2 separate regions of the Homo sapiens genome follow, and region 2 is linked to region 1. Evidence: chromatin loops called from intact Hi-C (ENCODE). Cell type or tissue: CD14-positive monocyte. All regions are shown on one strand.

Region 1 (2,500 bases):
GGCAGCCAGCCAAGATTTGACCTCGTTCAGAGTGCGTTCTTATCCCTCGCCCCATCTGGTCCTCATCTGTCAGCTCAGGGGCCACATTATTACACCCACTGTACAGATGAGGAAAGTGAAACCTAGGATGTTGCCATGTCTCCTAAGACAATCAGAGATGGAGCTGCAACTGTTGGGGAAGAGAGCCCAATCCCTGGACCCTCAAAGTTGGGCTCTTCCTACACTGACACAGCCACAGTAGGCCCTTGGAGATCATCACAAAGAGACCAGGACCCTAACTTCCCAGCCTTTCCTGGGAGAAGGCTCTGATGGTGGTGGGGAGAGCAGAGAAGGAGGGTGCGTGAGGAAGACAGGGAATAGGGGCTGCAGGCTGGATATAGGCCAGCATGCTGGGCCAATTCGCGCCTGGTCCTCCGTAGGCTCTGGCTCCAACCCAGCAACCTCTTCCCCTCCGACTTCATCCTGTGGTGTGTGAGGGTCTGTTCTGGGGTGGTGAGGCCCAGACATTACCTCTTTATCTGAATCTTTCCTGACATCCCTCCGATAACAAAGAAGGTGGCTCAATAGGGAGGTTTACCAGGGATTTAAGATTCTTCCTCTAGGTCTGTGTTGGAAACACCAACGTCCACATAAAGCCCAAGGCACCATTAGTGGGGAAATCAGGGGGGCCCACAGCAGCTCTGGGGGCTGGCTTAGCTCCCACCATCCCTTGCAATCTTTGAAGACTGCCAGCAGCCATGTGTCCAGCCCCCATCCCATCCATTTCAGGGGAATGAGAAAAGGCAAGGAGACCAGCCAAGTTACATAGCACAGGATGATGCACTGCTTTGCAGTCACTCAGACTGGAATTCAAATCCCAGCTCTGTGGTGCCCTTTTGCTGCGTGACCTTGGACGAGTTGCTTTAACCCCTCCAAGCCTTGGAGCTGTCATGGATAAAATGGTGGTAATAATGATCCTCATCTCCAGGTAGTTGTGGGACTGGGATTAAATAACATCCGTGCTGGCTGTGGGCCCCTGGATATGTTATTTTGCTTTCCTGTGCCTCAGCTAACCCATCTATAAAATGGGAACAATAACACTTATTCATAGAGGCAGAGAGAATGAAATTGATGAAATGAGTCAGTCTACATAAAGTGGTTAGAACAATGTCTGGCATACCTCAAGGACTCCATCACTGCTCCCTGTTACAGCGTTCCTAGCATGAGTCCTGACACACAGTAGTGCCTTCTGAAGCGCCTGCTTCCTCCCTCCCCTTCCAGGCACTTTTGGGATGTGGCCGAGTGCAGTCAGCTGCCTTCCTCTGATGCCTGGTGCTGGCTCTTGGCCAACTCCTTAAAAAAACTGGAAGCAGTGACTACTTTCTCTTCTCCCTTTTCATAAAGAGATCGCAGAACAGAGGCACTGACCTTGGGCAACCTTGCACCGCAGTGTTTTCCAAAAGACAAAACGCTACAAATCACTGCGGGTGAGCACAGCACACCACCCGCACCCCACCTCCCTTCCACATCCCAGCCCCACCTGAGCAGGACTGCTCTTTTCCTCTCTGTTTTTCCAATTTGGAAGATGCCCCCAGGCAGAGGGAGCAGCTATACCTGGGCAGGGCACGAGGGCCTCAATGTTATGGGATAATGAAGAATCGTGGAGACTTTTTCCCCAAACTCAAACAGCACTTGTTAAGCACAGGCCTGTACCAGACCCCCGGCTGCCCACACTGGCCAGCATTTCCTCCCACCCTATTGAAGCCCTGAGGGGTATGGTTCCCAGCATTTCCAGAGGGGAAGCTGAGGGCCAGAGACCTCGACGACTTACAGCTGACCATGGAGAAGAGGAATAGTCAGAACTTGAACCTGCGACTCGTGACCCTGCGTCTCTCATTCTTTTTGCATTAAGACTCACTCTTTGAATACCTGGTAGAATTCCCTGCAGAGGTGTCAGGCTCTTCGAGCTGGGCCAAAACCAGTGGAAGTCACTGAAAAGTTGATGTCATGTCACAGGAAGCATGATATACACTGACCAGGGACTGATCAGGAAGTTTCTGGGGTACAGGGGCGTTTCCAAGACCTGGTAAAGAAAAGACCAAGGACCTTTCCACCTGGGAGCCTGGAGCACTATGAAATTGGCTCATGCGACAAACATTCCTTGAGCACCTTCTCAGCTCCAGCCCAGGCTCTGGGATGCAGAATGTATGGGACAGGAAATGCCCTCGCATCTTGGAGCTTACATTCTATTTAGGGTAGTGGAGAGGACAACAAAACAACGTAGTGCTCTGAAGAAAGTAAAACAGGGTAATGGGACGGAGAGTGAATGCAGGAGGTGGTGGGGGGACAATATTAGACCTTGACTGAGCGTGGTGAAAGGGAGCTAACCACACGGAGACCCAGGGGCAAAGAATTCCAGCAGCAGAAACACCCTGCAAAGGAAGGGAGATGGGAACTGGTGGGTGAAGTTGGGGAGGAGAAAGGAGGGCAGGGACACCAAGGCACAGTGGGGCCTGGAAGG
Region 2 (2,500 bases), 230 kb after region 1:
CGAAGTGACTCTCTGTTCCGTAAGTAATTTTAAACAAATTCTCTTCCTGTCCTTGCACTTCCACAGGAGAAAAACATGACCCACCGGGGTTTTTCACCGGCCCCCACAGACTGGCGTGTCCCAGGCTGTGTGCCTGCTAGAAGCCCTGGGCAGGAAGGGGCTTGGTGGGGCCTCCAGTGTTTTTTAGCCCCATTTGGGATTTCCAGCGGGTCTTTCTTGTTGATTCCCGAAATCCTGTCAGATCTTGCTATTAGCATGAGGCTCTCAGAGTATAAACTAATGAATTACAGCATGATTACACAGCACATAATTAACTTTGTAATTAATATGCAACTGCCACTTAAGCTAAAACACTGCTTATAGAGACGTACAGCAATAGTAAATCACAGGTCAGAAGTAGCACTTTGGAATTTTCAAAAGAATGAGCGTGAGCAGGGAATCACTTAAGGCAGCAGAGTGAGTTAATTAAAAAGCAGATGAATGGTGAGAGTCCTGCTTCATTTCAATACCTTCTCCCTTAAGAAGGACCCCGTGCCACCCGCCAGGCTGACTGGTCAAAGGGGCACTGAGCATGTGGTTTTATTTCCAAAATAAGACGGGCTTTCCCTGCCCACTCTCTTAACCATCTGCCCAGCCACACTGCCCCTGCTGGAGGCCATGCCCCCTTGGCCCTTGGCACCTGGCTCCACCTCTCCTCCTCCAGGAAGCCTGTGGGGTGATCCCCAGCCTGGCCTCTGCAGTCTAGCCCTCTGGTAGGCACTCCCAGCAGGTAGGTTGGTACTGTTTGTCTGCCTTCACCTGGATTTTAGGCTTCTGGAAATCAGTGATGTCATCTTACTCTTTTTGTTTAATCCTTTCTTCCCCAGCCTCCTGCAAGAGTGTTAAAGCTAGAAGATGCCTTAGGAATCATCTCACCCCGTCCCCACTTCATCAAGGCCATGGAGTCCAGGGTCTGAGCGCTGTAGTCACACCACAATATGGCCTGGGCCAAGCAGAAATTCCCTCTCCCATGCCTGGCTCTAGCCCGGCGGACACTGCCAGTATAGCTGCGTGATTAGGCTGGAACCTTTGAAATGAGCTAAAGCCAAGTTCCGGTCCCAGCAACCTCACTGCCCAGCTGTGTGACCTTGGGCGAGTTGTGTAACCTCTCTGGGCCTCAGGTTCCTCTTCTGTGAAGTCTGAGCTGTGGTGCCCACTTTGCTGGGCTGGAGTGAGAATTCGATGGGATGATGTATGCAAAGGGGCCTGGTGCAGCGAGTGGGCTCCCGGAAAGCTCAGCACCCCAGCCATCCTCAGAGGTTTGGGGTACAGGGAGAAATGAGTGACATCTTGATCAGCCCCTTCCTTCTGGGGCTGAGGAAATGGGCACAGAGAGGTGAGCCATGTGTCCACAGTGCAGTATGCATGCTGGCATGCTTGGGACCCCCAGGCCAGGATCCTCCTGAGGACACACCTTGTGTCCTGTGTCCCTCCCAGGCTGAGCACAGGCGGTGCAGAGCTGACCCAGGGCAGCGCCTGGAGAATGAATGAACCCAAGGGCCTCCCTCTGGGCAGCCGGAACCCGCGCAGTCTGCCACTCAGCTTCCCTGTTCCCCAGCCCCAGAATAGTGTGGAGATAGCTTGGTTTTGTGTATAGTTACTGGGCTTTGAAGTCTGATAGATCTGGGTTTGGATCTCAGCTTTGCCATCTTCTGATCTTGGGCAAGTTCCTTAGTTATTTTCAGCCTTAGTTTTCCCATCTGTAGATGGTGCCACTCATTCATTCTACCTTCGGCTATATTGTTATAAAGATAATTCACATAAAATACCAAATATGCTGCCTGACGTAGTACATAATGAAGGACACGCCTATTGTTCTTGTTACTATTCAGAATTATGAATGGAGATGTCAGTGTGACTGCAGGAGGGCCACCCACCTCTAGGGCCTCAGGTAGAGAATCCTGCCTGCTGCCTGGGCCACCTGGGCCTGCACACACCCTGGCTTCTGTGCCTCTGGCTGCAGTCATTGCTTGGATGGGACAGGGGAGGGTCATCTCCGCCTCAGGCAGCTCATGTGACCTTCCTACTCTGGCCTTTGCCCTTCCAGGAAGTGTTCTGGGCCGCTCTTCCCGCCCCCGAGCCAGTCTTGCTGGGGGAGGGAGCCCAGGGCGCCTTCAGGCAGGCTCGTGGCTGGTTGGGTATATCCAAGGTGGCCATGGCTTTCATGAAGCTGGACATGATACTGGATTCAGAATCCAGGATTCCGATCTTTCTGTGGCTTCTCTTCGCACAGACGTCTTTGTTTCTGGTCACGCCTTTGTGGCCAGAGCCCAGCTTGGAGCTAGGAATCTTCCTCCTGTCCCCCACCCCCCTAGTATCCCCTCCCCCAGTCTTTTACCCAGCCAGCTGGCCCTCCTTGCCTCTTCTGTGTCTCTCCTCCAGCCTCTCCACCCTTGGGCCACTCCCTTTAGGTCGGCATTTCTCAAAGCAAGTCCTGGGGAAAACTAGTTCTGTGGGATTT

The links. A loop is a pair of places that touch in the nucleus more often than their neighbours do. Peaks named below come from ENCODE experiments on the same cell type or tissue, not always from the same donor. Only the 100,000 strongest peaks of a DNase experiment are listed, where the experiment ranks them.
Region 2: a loop joins it to region 1, with 2.0 times the contacts of the local background. A loop is called at or near these places in 12 of 110 quality-filtered maps.

Annotation. Positions count from the first base shown.
Region 1 is chr10:78,959,346-78,961,845 of GRCh38, forward strand. ZMIZ1-AS1 (ZMIZ1 antisense RNA 1) reads right to left here. Exons shown (of 10, transcript NR_024431.2): 8 at 1,909-2,062. Among named protein-coding and RNA genes, the nearest start is that of ZMIZ1-AS1, 110 kb to the right of the region's middle. In CD14-positive monocyte, no CTCF peak of the experiment used is centred here; a DNase peak (open chromatin) is centred at 1,316.
Region 2 is chr10:79,186,280-79,188,779 of GRCh38, forward strand. All of the region lies in intron 4 of ZMIZ1 (zinc finger MIZ-type containing 1), which reads left to right. Among named protein-coding and RNA genes, the nearest start is that of ZMIZ1, 120 kb to the left of the region's middle. RefSeq lists enhancers at 1,243-1,778, 1,779-2,313. In CD14-positive monocyte, no CTCF peak of the experiment used is centred here; a DNase peak (open chromatin) is centred at 1,122; H3K27ac peaks cover 1,067 bases.